Linked DNA regions of Homo sapiens: region 2 is linked to region 1. A link is a contact called in ENCODE Hi-C or POLR2A ChIA-PET data. All regions are on one chromosome and are shown on one strand. Each heading gives the region's core, a stretch centred on a gene start or an enhancer-like site at or near the end of the contact. The rest is flanking DNA. Distances are from core to core; before and after follow the strand shown.

What was found. Hi-C counts contacts between places; a loop is a spot of excess contacts on that map. ChIA-PET counts read pairs that join two places held with the same protein, here RNA polymerase II (POLR2A).
Region 2: a loop to region 1 is called in a map of Caco-2, with 4 times the contacts of the local background. The contact joins two enhancer-like sites. A Hi-C loop is called at or near these places in 1 of 168 maps with a recorded cell type or tissue (Caco-2). POLR2A ChIA-PET finds 5 or more read pairs at or near these places in 4 of 52 experiments (H1, HepG2, Panc1 and 1 more).

The regions. Positions count from the first base shown.
Region 1 is chr2:16,067,307-16,075,116 of GRCh38, reverse strand. GACAT3 (gastric cancer associated transcript 3) reads right to left here. Exons shown (of 4, transcript NR_126559.1): 2 at 1,675-1,813. Among named protein-coding and RNA genes, the nearest start is that of GACAT3, 21 kb to the right of the region's middle. Within about 2 kb of position 4,501, at least 4 of the 41 ENCODE cell types and tissues checked have a DNase peak (open chromatin) inside an H3K27ac peak, as active enhancers do.
Region 2 is chr2:16,111,733-16,119,542 of GRCh38, reverse strand. No RefSeq gene overlaps it. Among named protein-coding and RNA genes, the nearest start is that of GACAT3, 65 kb to the right of the region's middle. Within about 2 kb of position 4,427, at least 2 of the 41 ENCODE cell types and tissues checked have a DNase peak (open chromatin) inside an H3K27ac peak, as active enhancers do.

The DNA of each region.
Region 1 (7,810 bases), core at 3,252-5,751:
GGCTGAAAAATTACCTATTGGGCACTGTGCTCACTACCTGGGTGCTGGGGCCATTTGTACCCCCAACCTCAGCATCATACAATATACCCATGTAACGAACCTGCATATGTAACCTCTGGATATAAAATAAAAGTTAATTTTTTTTTAAGAAGTCAGTATTACGTTTTGCTTTGTTTTGTTTTGTTTTTTGAGACGGAGTCTCGCTGTGGCCCAGGCTGGAGTGCGGTGGTGTGCTCTCCGCTCACTGCAGGCTCCGCCCCCCGGGGTTCACTCCACTCTCCTGCCTCAACCTCCTGAGTAGCTGGGACTACAGGCGCCCGCCACCTCGCCCGGCTAATTTTTTGTATTTTTAGTAGAGACAGGGTTTCACCATGTTAGCCAGGATGGTCTCGATCTCCTGACCTCGTGATCCGCCCGCCTCGGCCTCCCAAAGTGCTGGGATTACAGGCGTGAGCCACCGCGCCCGGCCGTCAATATTATGTTTTAAAGACTGGTAACGTGAGAAATCTGGAATCAGGGTAAGGGTCCCAAACTTTGGAGCACAGCACACTTCCCTGCCTGAGTGGTTTTATGTAAGTAAGTTTATTCGTTTAATCCTCACAAGAGCCCCCGTGGCGGATAAGGAGTCTGGGGCATGAGGACTCAGTCACTGGCCCCAGATTGGACAACAATCGGCAGCAGAGCCAGCCTCACTCCTGGCAGTCTGGTGACAGGGTAAAGCCCCGACCATCCCTCGACCCTACCTTCCACCTGAGGTTGGTGTTGCACTTCTCATGGTGATGGGCAGGTTCTCACAGGCTCCTCACAGCACGCCATGCGGGTGGCAGACAAGGAGAGGACCCTTCTGCCCGTCTGCTCATCTTGCAGGTGGGAAGTCTGAGCCATGGGTTGTTCTGAGCAGCATCCTGAGCTTCTCTCCTGTCTCTACCTCCACACCCCGAAGGTAGGCGCTCTTAGCAAGAGACAAGTCAATCCATTTGTCCATTTGATTTAGGAAATGCCCACTGTGCTCCAGGGCAGGTCAGGTCCTCAGCTGGACACCCAGAGGACCACAGAAGGGACAAGACCAGGCCAGCCTTGCGGAACGTACTAGGCCTGTGTGTGGTGGGGCAGAGAGACACATGCCTGTCCTCATAGGGGAAAGTACAAGTGCAGAGTGAATCCCAGGAGGGCAAGATCATCACCCTCTGGGGTTATCAGAGAGACTTCCTGGAGGGTAATGTACCTGCCAACTTCCTGAACCAAGTCTGACAGTCCCATGTGTGTCCCTCACCCAGTGGCCAACAAAAGAATGGTTTAGGCTTCCTCAGCTATCGAAGGAGGCCATTCACCAGGCTCCCTGGCTTGGGCTTGACGTTGGCTCCCATTCCCAGTTCATCCCAGAGTCTACACAGAGTGTCTACCCAGCAGCTCCATCCCTTTTCCAGCCCTGTGATCTGCCTTGGACCTTTCTGAACTAGGCTCACTCAATTTGACCTTCAGGATGATGTAGGGCCCCCTGGAATTCAGCATCTTCCCTCCCAGCCTCTTCGGGTGCCCATCCTGCCCAGCCCTCCTCGCTGGCCCCAGCAAGAGACAGATTTGAAAAGTCAGAACTGAAGAGAAGGACATTTAGGACATGCCCCAGAGAGTCCTGGCCTTCCTTCTCCTCCGGGAAGTAGACGACCTACTCACCCATCTTCAAAATCCTCATCATCTCATCCTTGAGGCTATTTTCCACAATGAACGTTGGAGATCACGTTTGTCATGAGTTGATGGTTTCTAGGGTGATTTTTCCCTTGAGAAAATCTTGACTTCCTTACACAGGAGCTGGCTGTGTGTGGTGCAAAGGGAAGAGAGAGATGCATTGCTAAAGAGTAGAACAGATATCTTTGACGCAGAAAATGAATCCCTGGCCTGTGCAGGAAAATGAGAAAAGACAGGGAAATGGAAACCTTCCTCCCAAATATCCCAGGACCCCCGAGTATCTGCTAGCAGCCAAGCAGCCATGCGGCCTGTGTCTCCACTGAGCTCTAGGAGAGACCCTCAGGGCTGCTCTAGGGGAGAGATTCCAGCCAAGCTGCCAATAGTAGCATTAGTGTCAGCCCTCCCAGCTTTCTCCTCTTTTGTGCAGGTAAAGGAATCACCCGTCATCTCTACTACCCTTCACTGAACCCTTTTCTTCCTTATCATGCCACCCTAGGGGCTTAAAATCTCTGCCATAAGAGTCAGAACCCCCTTCTGCGTGTCTCAGAGCCCCTCCCCATTGCCTGTTCCAGCCTGCTGTCCTTTGGCTCAAACCTTTGTGCCCACTGACCTCTGCTGTGCTCATCAGCTTCCAGCACCTGCCTTACACTTGCTCTGTCTCTATTGCTTTTTTGTACCCATTTAGCTGATTGACTGGCCTCTGCCCTTCCTCCAGGACAGGATGGCTTAGCTTTGCGAAGCCTCTGCGGGGAAGGAGCCCACATGAGCCAGATGCACACCTGCCTGGGCAGTGCGTCCTGCCTCTGATGGGCCAGGCCTTCACTCTGCCAGGGCCCTGATCTTAGCTGTGACCAGCCACCCCACAACCTACACCATTGTAGACACATAGTGGCCAGCGTGGACTGCAGCAGCTGCTTAGCAGTTGTCTGGGCCCATTAGACTCCTCCCTCTATCTGAGGCTCTCCAGACTTGGGTCCAGGGCCTGACAGTCTAACCACAGTCATCTGTTCTGCATGTAGCAGAACAACCACCTTCTAGAAATGTAAAAATATCTTTACCTTCCATTTATTGGACTATTTTCTTGTCTCCAACTACAACAAGGAAAGGAGCCAAAGAGGACCACTCGAGTGACATCCCTGGTGTATACACTGGAAAAGCGATAATAAGCAGAGCGTGGACCACTCCGGATCTCACTGTCGATGGCCCTCTCCCAGCCCTGCACTCCCACAGAAGTTGGGTAAACCTCTGTCAAACACCCATCAGACGTTAATGTCACATTAATTTTGCACATGATGGTCTCTCCTTCTAGAATTTAAGTTTTTTAAGGGTAGGGAATGTATCTTCACCCATTCTTGTATTCCTTCAGGCATTCATGTTATCAGTCAACAGCATTTACTGAGCACCTGCTTTATGCCCAGGCCCTGCCCTAGACCCCGGGATGCAAAGATAAATAAGATATAGCCCAGGCTCATGCCTGTCATCCCAGCACTTTGGGAGGCTGAGGCGGGTGGATCGAAAGGTCAAGAGATCGAGACCATCCTGGACAATATGGTGAAACCCGTCTCTACTAACAATACAAAAATTAGCTGGGCGTGGTGGTGCGCACCTGTAGTCCCAGCTACTCGGGCGGCTGAGGCAGGAGAATCACTTGAAGCCAGGAGGCGGAGGTTGCAGTGAACCAAGATCGCGCCACCACACTCCAGCGTGGCGACAGATAAATAATATACTGTCCCTGTCCTTGAGGCTCCCAGTCCAGTGATTGGTAAATAGATGTTTATGACTCAGCATGACAAATTCAATAATAGAAAAATGCAGAGGACAATGTGAGTTAAAAGGAAGAAGCATTTTCCCCATTTCAAGAGGTCAAAAAACACATCACAGAGAAGGAGGTTTCTAAACTGGGCTTTGAAGGATGACTAGGAGTTCTTTGGGCCAGAAAGACATTGCAGAAGTGAACACGTACCAACATCATTGATAAAACCTCAGCAATTGTTGTGGTTCCTGGCACATAGAAAATTCTCAGGAAAAGTTGCTGAGTTGTACTAAGTGAGAATATCGTGACTGACGGAAACCCAGTCCAAGGACTGGGGAAAGAGGGCCCCATCCTAGCTCCTCTGCCTCAAACCTGGAGACACATTGAAGTCATTTGGAAAGTGTGAGAAAACACTGATGTTCCAGTGTCACTCCCCACCGCCCCCACCCCAGAGATCCTCATATAATTGGCCGGAGAGGCTGCCTGGTCTTTGAGACTCTTAAAAGCTCCCCAGGTGATTCCAATAGGCTGCCTTGTTTGAGAACCACTGATGTAGACCAGTGCTTCTCAAACTTAATGTGCAAATAGATGCAGGCAATCTTGTTAAAATGCAGATTCTGACACAGCAAGATGGGCCTGAGAATCTTCATTTCTAACTAGCCCCTGGTAACACCGCTGCTGCTGGTCCTGGGACCACCATTTGAGTAGCGAGGCTCTCTGAGGCTTAATGCCCAAAGGCAATTCAGCTGGCCTCAGCAATGTGCCTGCATGCAGCGGTGATATTCCAAATCCGAAGGGAAGGGTACATGTGGGGGCACCAAGTGCCCAGAATGGATGTAGCGGCCACAGGTCTGAAGGCTCTGCTGCCCCTGGTGTGAGTTAACTTAGTTGTGGGTGGGGAAGATGTTAGGGGGAGGGCTGGGCAGTCAAGGCCACAGGGGGTGCCTGGGAGAGGTGGGGACAGCAGCCTGTTTACCCACCTCCCTGTTGTAAGAGCTGACATCGAATACCGGTGTCTACCAGCTGGCTGTCCCCCCACCCACGGCCTGCACCCAAGGCCGAGGAACAGCCAAGAAGGCCTGGCGAGCAGCATCCTACGGAGAGGACAGCGAGGAGGCCGCCTTGGCAGGAGCTGCCTGCTGGATAAACATTGTTCTGTTTTTTTCTTTTTTCTCTTCAAACAAGCCCTTCTCAGCACTGGCCACATCATCCTAAACAAGGCCTCTCAGTGCTGTTGACACAAAGGCAGAGACGGTGTCATTCCAGCCCAGAGATAAAACTCGGATCCTCCCACAATGGTGGGCACTTCGTCTCGGGAAGAACACCAGTGAATCAGGAAATTCAGCAAGCTGGGTCTAAGCCCTGCCCTCAGGCTAGGCTCAGGTTTTTTGTTGGTTTGGGTGGATTTCTTCCTCCCCAAAGCTCTGCTTGTTTCATGTGCCTGGTCAGCAGATATGTCAGCCCCAGACAATGGCCTCTTTCTGCAGACAATGGTCAGCATGAGGAATGTCGCAGGAGGGCAGGGCTTGGGGAGGGACAATCCCGCTTTCAGAAGTCAGTGGCCGAGTGGGTGCTGCAGGGAGGGTCCTGCTGTCACCAGGGCAGCCTCCTCAAAGGCACCATTTATAGGACCTGCAGCCCCAGAAAAGTGGAAGCTTTGGGCAGCAGCAGAATCAGAGAGCAGCTCCCTCGCCCGCTGCTCCCGGCAGACTCGCCCTGCCTGCTTTATCGGCCTCCCGAGGCTCCTGCAACCACAATTCCTACCATGCAGACTTTGTTTAATGAAAAAACAAATAGTTACCCCCAAATTAGACCGAGGCCTGCTGTTCCCTCAGCCGCGCCTCCTGCAGTACCCAGCCTGTGCCTCATTGGCCGGCTCTCCAGAAAAGAAAGGGCTCATTCATCCCCAAAGGTGGAAACTCGCCTTCTCCCAGGGAAATTGTGTAACCGTTTTGTAGTGGAACCGACTACAGGCCTCAAGGTCTTTTGCAAAAAGAAAAACAGATAAGGGGGCGGTGGCGGGAGCCAATGCTGGCTGTCTTAGATTTGCTCATTGCAGAATGATTTTCTGACAGAGATCATAGGCCCACAAGTCACATCAGCTGGTCCCTGGATTTCAAGGATCCTCACTGTGATTGGAAAATTAAGTGATAGCCATGCATGCATGCATTTATTCATTCATTCCTCCAGCACAATGTATGGCACATAATAGATGCTTAGTAAACATGTGTTGAATGAATGAAATGTTTTGTAATATCTGATTCTATCTCTCCATGCTCAGAAAACCTTCAACAGCTCCCTATTGCCTATATTATCAATTTAATCTTTCTTAGCATAGCTTACCACTTGTAACTGGACCCTCAAATACCTCTCCAACCCTACAACCTCCACATGCTCCCAATCCCACCCCTCCAACACGCACATATGCTGCCTACTGTTTCTTGAACCAAACCATTGTTGTGTGAGCCTCTAGGCCTTAGTCCCAGCTGTCTCTTAACCTCAAGGCCCTTTCCAAGCTTCTTGTAGGGATCTGGTGAGTTCCTCTCCCATGAGACTCAAGCCAGTGTTTACTCCTCCTCTTAAAAGCCATCGCTAAATATAAAAAATTAGCCGGGCGTGGTGGGGAGCGCCTGTAGTCTCAGCTACTCAGGAGGCTGAGGCAGGAGAATGGCGTGAACCCGGGAGGCGGAGCTTGCAGTGAGCTGAGATCGAGCCACTGCACTCCAGCCTGGGGGACAGAGCGAGACTCCATCTCAAAAAAAAAAAAAAAAGCCATCGCCAAAGTGTCAGGCTCCATAGCCTCACTCTTGTTCATGGCCCTATCATGACACTTGCCACTCTTCCTTCTATCTTCCTGTTGCAACCATGCTGTGCACTTCTTGAGAGTGAGAACTGAGTCTGACTTACCTCCATATGCCCAGTGGGGGCCCAGGGTCCAGTCCATCATAGATCCTCAGTAACTACAGAGACCAACTAGTCCTGGTTTGCCCAGGACATTCCTTGTCTTAGCACTGAAAGTCCCACATCCCGGGACACCCCTTAGTCCTAGACAAACTGGAACTGTTTGTCCTCACATCAGTAAATGAGTAGTGAATGAATAATGCCTAGGTCTCTATTCATTAGTTCATTCACTTAACACACATGTAGTAAAAATCTGTGAGCCAGGTCCCATGCTCATACAGTTAGAGGGTGTTTCTAAACAGCTTCATGGCCCAGCATTGCAAAAGGACAGCTCTTTGGGGTTGAGTTAGCCTCAAGTCCATGGGGCACCTTTCCTAGATTCCTGTTTATCTCCTCCGCTATCTCTTCCAGTATCCACACCACGTTGTTTACAATGCATCTGTTGACATCTGCCTTATCTCCCTGGATTTGCTCTGGGCCTCCCTGGGTCTACTGCCCTCAGAAAGGACGAGCCCTCTAGCCTGACAGAGGAATTCCTAGCTAAGGTTTTATAAGTCAAAAGACCCACACTGGAGCTTGGGTCCCAGGGCAGCCCCCAGCCCTGGGCCCTCAGAACGAGAGCGATTGCAGCCAGGACGCATGTGTCTGCCCAGCCGTCCTCAGACCCTGGGGCTGCTTGGACCCATCTGTTTCCCAGTTCTAGGTCAAATCAAGCTGAGAAAGGATCAGGCTTCATTTGACCTGAGATGGCTGGAGCATCTGGCTGCTCCCTCTACCTCCCCCACCCTGGCGAGATGAGCCTAAGTCCCCCATCCCCCTCGGTGGGCTCTCGGAGACGCCATCTTTTCCCTGGTGATTTCAGGGCTTCTGGGAAGTGTGACCCAATAGAGGCCACAAAGACAGACACATGTGGCTTGAATCCCAGCTCAACTACTTAGCTGAGTGGCTCTAGGTAAATTCCTTAACCTCTCCACGCTGTCTCATTTAAGCAGGGATATTGATAATGCTCACTTTGCAACATTGTTATAAAGACTATAGAAGATTTACCAGGTGTCCAGCTCCCTGTCCAGCGCACAGTAGGCGCTCCAACAAGCAAACAGAATCAACAACCATTTGCAGTTAGTTCATTCAGCACCTTAGAACCAGGCCTGTACCTTTTGGCATCTCGCTCTGCTAGAGAAGGGCTAGTATCACTCACCAAGTCCTTCCTTATTTAAGATGTGCTCCCCTCTAAGAGGAAGGCCCAAGCTGCAGAAGCTGCTTCTAACCAAGATGATGAATAAAAGTTGTTCCTTCAAATTGGAAAGTTCCTAAGAATCTTTGGTTAACGAAGGACAAGAAAAACAAATATTAACAGATGGATTTCTTTTTAATCCGTGCGCTAAAACCGCACAATAGAAATGTTGAAAGTCTCCAACTGTTGATTTGAAAGCCCGGCATGAAGGTAAATACGAGGCACCTTGATATGTG
Region 2 (7,810 bases), core at 3,178-5,677, 44 kb before region 1:
TACAATTATGGCAGAAGGCGAAGGGCAGACAAGGTAGAAAGGCACGTCTTACATGGTGGCAGGAGAGAGAGAGAGTGAGTAGGGAACTGCCACATACTTTTAAACCATCAGATCTCATGAGAACTCACTCACTATCATGACAACAGCATGAGGGAAACCACCTCCATGATCCAATCACCTCTCACCAGGTCCCTCCCCTGACACATGGGGATTAAAATTCCAAATGAGATTTGGGTGGGAACACAGAGCCAAATTATATCAAATAGCTTTAAATAAATATGAAAATCTAGACCTATGAAATACTGTTGAGACTTTTTGTTTTGTTTTTGTTTTTTGTAGAAACAGCCTGTCCTTCCATATCTGAGGAATCCCTATAATCCAAAATCACTATCATGATATAATACATAAAATAACTATAGACTGATGGATTTAGAATTTTCACAATAAAGGATTCCTAAAGAAATTGTAGAAAGAACAGACAGAGGTCTAAAAAAATATTATCTCATCTATCCTCCTTAGTCCACAGTTAGGTAAACTGAGTCCCAGAGAACCCAAGTTCCTTCCCATCGTGCTCCTCAAATGGAAGGGGAACTAAAAGTTTGCAGGTTCAAATTGAGGTCACTGTTTTTTGTTTTGTTTTAGTTTTTGAAACAGAATCTTGCTCTGTCACTCAGGCTGGAACTCAGTGGTGGGAACACAGCTCACTGCAGCCTTAATATCCTGAGCTCAAGCGACATTCCTGCCTCAGCCTCCTGAGTACCTGGGACCACAGGCACACCACCATACCTGACTAACTTTTTTATTTTTTTGTAGAGACGGGGTCTCACTATGTTGCCCAGGCTTGAGGGCACTTTCATCAGGCTCACCCAAGGGAGATTCTCTGTTGCTCATTTCTCAGTTTAATTGTTACCAAAAACCCCACAGTAGTATGACAGTAGCTTTTCAACTGTCACTACTAAACTGCTCTATTTTCTTAACATATGTTCTAGCTTGGGTTTCTAAACACTTATTCGAAGGTTATAAATCCTGATACATACCTGTAGAAGGTGGGCAATCACTCTCTGCGGAAAAAACACAAAATTCAGCTTTAACTTTCACAGGGAAAGTTGGCCTTGCCCAGCACGATGTTCCAGTAATTGAGTAGCTGTCATCTGCTAAAAACAAATGTTCTTTCAACTAAATTTCTGGTATGCCAGCCTCAATATGACACTGCAACTTCACTTCTTTGTAGATTTGCTAATACTTGGTATATTTTCCATGGCAATATGAGGTAATTTAGTCACTGCTAAACTTGATATCACTAATTTATCAACACTCTCCTTTACCAAATGATTGCTGGTGCTTCATGTCTCCATCTTAGAAGCATAGAGGTTGGTACAGAACATTTTCCACCATGTGTTGTGTAATGATGTCTGGGTATATTTATATATACATATATTATTTACTTAAGTATAACAAAGTTATCTTGGGCCAGGCGCGGTGGCTTGCGCCTGTAATCCCAGCACTTTGGGAGGCCCAGGCAGGCAGATTACTTGAGGTCAGGAGTTTGAGACCAGCCTGGCCAGCATGGTGAAACTCTGTGTCTACTAAAAATACAAATTAGCCAGGTGTGGTAGCGTATGTCTGTAATCCCAGCTACTTGGAAGGCTGAGCCAGGAGAATCGCTTGAACCCAGGAGTCAGAGGTTGCAGTGAGCCTAGATCGTACCACTGCACTCCAGCCTATAAGACAGAGTGAGACTCTTGTCTCAAAAAAAAAAAAAAAAAAAAAAAAAGTTACTTGGATGCTGGACAGTAACAAAAGCCTGTAGTTCTAGCCAGAGTCCCAGAGTACCAAAGTGATTTGGCCTCATCCTATGTAAAGTTAACACCCAATGAAACCCCATTTACACTAGACTGTAACTGACCTACATGAAATATTAGGACTGGGAGGAAGGTTGGCAATCAAGTATCACAACCGCCATGAAGTGTACCTCGTCACCATGAGACTAGGTTAGATGCTATCCCTGGGATTCTAAAGATCTGTTACAGCATCTGTCATGGAGGAGAGAAGGAAGCATGAGCTTTAGAGTTAGCGTAATCCATATTCAGATCCAGTTTAGACCATTTACTAACTTTGTGACCAAAGTCTAGTTATAGAACCTCAATTTCCAATTTCCTTACATGTGAAGTGAGAGTAGCAACAGCCTTGAAGGGGTGTTGCAAAGACGAAACTGTATGCAAAGGGCCTGCTGGAGTGGCTGCCACTTATTAGCTGCATGGCCCATTATAATGATTACTTTATTATTGCGAAGACAGACAACGTGTGTACGCATCTGTCACGGGGGGGGGGGGCTCGAAAAATGGCTCTTCATGAACCACATCCTGCTGTAGTCACCTCCCACTGTAGACCTTCCACATTCAATGTGGATTGCCTCTGTGAATTGTTTCAGCCAACAAAATGTGCCAAAGTAGGGGCAGGGGAAGGTGGGTGAGAAGGGTTAATAGGTACAAAAATATAGTTAGAATGAATAGGATCTAGTATTTGCTAGCACAACAGGGTGACTACAGTCAACAATAATGTATTGTATTGTATTGTATTGTATTGTATTGTATTGTATTGTATTGTATTGTATTGTATTATATTGTATTGTATTGTATTTATTTAGAGATGCTAAAGAGTATAACCTTGGACTTGCTGAGAAGGACACAGGGGCTGATGATTACGAGAGGGCTGCCTTTAGAAGACTGCTTCTAGAACCTGAATAGATTGTCTACCAAATCCCTGCCCCTACCCTGTCTACACTGACTTATTCGTTTTCAAACCTCTGCCTCCACAGGTTCTCTATTGAATGAAGAGTAACCACACCCATTTCAGCATTCCCAATCAGGAATCTGGACATTTGTCCAGACCTTTTTCTCCTTCAGCCCCTACATCCAGTTAGAAACCATCCCACCATCATCTTCCCTATCATCTCTATCAATTCTTGAGTGTTTCCTTTGTGAAAAACAACTGTATGAGATGGGGCTCATTTTTATTATCATGCCTGTTTTACAGAGGAGCAGGCTAAAGCAGAGACTCGCTCAAGGTCAGAGACTTGCCCGAGGTTAGAGCTAAGATGGCAAGAGGGTGGGATGAGTTCTAAGCACCGCCCCATATTGCCTCCTTATAGTGATATTCCTAAAATATCCCTTGACAGTGTCCCCCACCCCCCATCTCTACTTCCTCTTCCACTGGTGGGTTATCCCAACCCTTTGTCTACTCCTTAACTGAATCCCCTCCTTGCAAAATTTCTCCACACAGCCTCCAGGGTGAGCTTTCTAAAATGTCAGTCTAACCAGCTGCTTCTGTGAATGGCTCCCCCAGGTTTGCAGAGTGAATTCCAAAGAACAGCCAGCATGCAATCTGTCCATCATCCTGCCCCTGCTGTCACACCTGCAAATAATCCTGAGTTCCAGTGGTGCAGAACGGCTTGGAGTTCCCCAAATACACCAGCTCTCATGTCTCTTCTTGTCTCTGTCTTCTCTCATCCTATCCCCACTGCCACCATTGCTCCCCTCACCACCAAGGACACTGACCAGGCTTCCTCCAGCTTCCCCTCCAAGACTTGGCTGGCCCCGTGTCTCCATCTTTGGAAAACATTTCTAGGCCTTCCAATCTTTCTGTTCCACCGCTTAAAGTGCAGGCCTATTCTAATACACATCACAACATAGTATGCTTGTGTATTTATAGAACTCTAAGTGTGGGTGCTCCCTGGCCCTATCTCTGCCTGCTACCACAACGTCTGACATTTAGTAGGTACTCAGCACTATTTAATCGATGGATGGATGCTGTTTTCTTTTGCTGAAAGAGAATTAACCTCTCACCCACCCCAGCCCCCATCAGACTACATTTTTTTCTCAATCCTGCAAATTAGAGGATATTATTGCTTCTATCAGTGATAGTTTCAGAAATGTAAAGATTAATACGACGAGCAGCAAATGTTTCATCCTTAAGGTGCCACAGGAATAACATTTGCTAATTTGTATTTGCATTTGAAATTGAAACACAAATTGGCACAAGAACTATTACACATCCCGGCTAATTAATGTTCTAAAAATGAATTATGCAAATCAGCCTCAACAGGCCTCAGAAGCTCTTTCCATGTATAATAAATGACTTGGATGTGAACCTTGTTTAAGGGCTGGTTCTGACAAGGGTTGTGTAGTGGAAAGGGCACAGGCTTTGGAGTCAGACTCGGCACAATCTCCCTGGGCCTCAGTTTCTTTATCTATGAACTGGAAATGAGAATGCCTGCTTAACAGGGTTTCAGAGAGAACCAAAGAAATAACCATTACAGAATTCCTGGCTTAAAGTAGCTGCTTTGCAATATTTGTTTCCTTTGACCTTTGGATCCTTCAGGGCGTCCTGCCTCCTCCGGCACCGCCCCTTCCCCTCCTCCTTGACTAACAGCAGTCTTGCCTCAAACATCCAACCATGCCCTCCGTAGCCCTAACACTGTGTGTGTTTTCTTTTAGTGCACCAGGAGTCCACTGAACTCTGTGATCATCTAGCTTGGCCAGAGCATTTCTTAGGCCTTGGGAAGGGAATGTCAGAGCAGCTGGAGGGGGGCCTAGCGACTGCTTGGGTGGTAGAGCCGGCAGCAGTGGGGTTCTGGGCAGCCGTCTGTGTGGTCTGCACAGGGCTCTGATAACCCATCATCCAGGCCGGTAGCATCTCATGGCTCAGCTGGGCCTCAACCAGCGCCACAAGCCCATCTGCACAGCACAAAGTCATAGCATACACCAGGGCCACATGGCTCAGAAAGGACTTGGGACCTGAGCCCACCACGGGCAGGTCTGATGATGACCAGGATGATGAGAAACAGCACACGCAGACCCCTCAAGGAGTCCAGCAAGGATAGAGCTGAGTTTCAACTCACCCCTCACTCTTGTTTCCAACAGGGTCAAAGAAAGCTCCATCGATTCCTGCCTGACAATAATGACTATTACTATGAAGCAAATATTATTAACATCAATCACAGAGGAGGACCCTGGGGCAGAGGAGAGACCACTGAGCGTGCTTGTGGCAGCGTTGGAACCCGGTCCAGTGACTTTAATGATGGTGTTGTCTCCACAGGTGCCCGGGCCACATCGCCCCAGAGTCCAATTTCAGTCCTGTCTATCTCACTACCGCGACACCCCACACAAGGCCTGGCAACCAATGGGTCCTGAGCAAATGTCTCCAGCTGTCACCAGCACTGCAGAGGAGCCTCCGAACGATGAATGCCAGCATTTTCCCACGTCCCCTGAATGGGCCCAGCAAAGCCTTGTCCTGTGCCAGCGTCACTGCCCACCCTCTTTACTCCCACAGCTGCAGGCCGAAAGCTACAGGGGAACATTTAATTTCACAACTGTGCAAACTGCTGCAATACCGACCTGTGGTTGCCAACTTCGGGGATCCCTGAGCAGCTTCTCCACCTGTCTCTGGACAGCTCCCTCCCATTCCTCAAAGATAAGTCTAAGCCTGTACCCCAAGCCCTCACAGCTCAACTCTCACCCCACTCTCACAGATGTCCTTGCCTCCTATGACATCAGGAAGAATGGGTAACCAGACGAGGCCCTTCTTCAACTCCCTCCTGAGGGTCCCTGTGTGCTGCCTAACTCTTCTACCTGTGCCCTGGTCTTCCTCTCTTCCTGCCGCCCCTGGAATATTCACCATCACACACACACACACACACACACAGACAGGGACACACATAGACACAGACACACATAGACACACAGACACTCACATAAGACACATAGAGACACACAAACACACACACACACTCATAGACACACAGACACACATACACACACAGATACAGACACACACACACAGAGACACACACAGACACAAACATATAGACACACACAGACAGGAACACACATAGACATACACACACAGACACACACAGAGACACACACACAGACACAGATACACACTCTCATAGACATACACAGACAGACACACACACAGACACACACAGAGACACAGATACATACAGACACACACAAAGACACATCTACAGACACAAACACACAGACACACACAGACAGGAACACATATAGACACAGATACACACACAGACACACACACATAGATACACACAGGCACACACATAGACTCAGACACACACAGTGACACCCACAGACACAGATACACATACACACAGATATACACACAGATATACACACAGATGCACACATACACACAGACGCACACAAAGACATACAGAGACACACACACAGGCACAGAGGCACACAGTCATAGACATACACACAGACACAGACACACACAGACATACACGCAGACACACACACACTCAGATACAGACACACAGACACATACACATAGAGGCAGAAACATATATAGACACACACAGAGAGTCAGACACACAGACACATAGATATACATTCACAGACACAGAGACACACAGACACACTCACAGAGAGATACATAGACACACACACTCAGACACACACACAATATCCTCACAGACACATAGACACACACAGACACATAGACACACACATACACTCAAAAACACATACGTAGTCACAGGCATACACACAGACACAGATTCAGACACACAAACACAGACACAAACACAGAGACAGACACACTCTTAGACACACAAAACACAGACACATATACACACACACAGAGACACACAAACACACTCACAGACACAGACACACACACGGAGACATGGAGAGAGACACACAGGCATATACACATACCAACACAGAGAGAGAGACAGACACATCCACACGGAGACACATGCGCACACACCGTACCTTTAACTGCTTCCTCTCTTCCAGCCCTGCTCCTCCAGGATGCAGTGGGCTCAGATCTCCTCCATCCTGAAAGATTCTTTCCTTGACCACATCTCTATTGTCTAATGTATCTCTCTCATTTTTCAACAGGCAAAAAAGAGTAGTCTACATTCTAACTTGGGTTCCACAGATCCCAAGTTGATGATGTTCTTAGTGTTCCAACGAACTTACACTCACTCATCAGACCCAGTGAGATGGTTTCAGTCCTCATCTCACGGCACCCCTCCACCGTGTCTGGCTCTGTTGACCACATTATCTTGAAGCTCTTTTCTTAGAGTTCTTGAAGTCAAACCCCCTGGGATTGCTTCCTTCTCAGTGAGCAGTCCCTCTGTCCATCCCTCAAACAGAACTGTCTCCTCAGCCCTGTTCTGGACCAATGTCTTCTTGCCCTAAAAGCTCACTCTTGGTTATTCCATTAACAATTTAGATGGGTGACTCTGTCTGACCTTCTTCTGCCATTGTGACTTGAAGCAGGCTAGAAGAGAATTCTCTCACTTTCCTCTAAAGTAGGTCCAGACAGTAACATATTCAAAGGTGTGGTGTCCTGAAGCAACTCAGTGTTGCTGGAGTGTGAAGTGTGAGGAAGGGGAGGAGGCCACAAGGCCTCCATTCCCAGCTGCGATCGGCCCTAATTCCAACTTGGATGGCCAGCTGCCTGCAAGACAGCTCCAGCAGGATAGGCCGCTGACCCGCCATCCACCTCCACACGCCCAACAATGAACTCATGGTGGCTCCTGTGCCCCTGTGTACTTTGCGTGAGGTGGAGCAGCCAAAAGAGGCCCCTGCAAATTGCCTCCAATCCCTACCTCCAAACCAGAGCTGACTCCTGCCGTTTCACTTTCTGCTTATTTCTAGGAGGCTTGTCAACCTCTCCTCTCCTTCCATCACTGCGCCATTCAAGCCTTTCTCACCTCTTACCTGCACTCTCCGCAACACCCTCCAGGCTGGCCACCCTACTTCCGGGTCTTCCA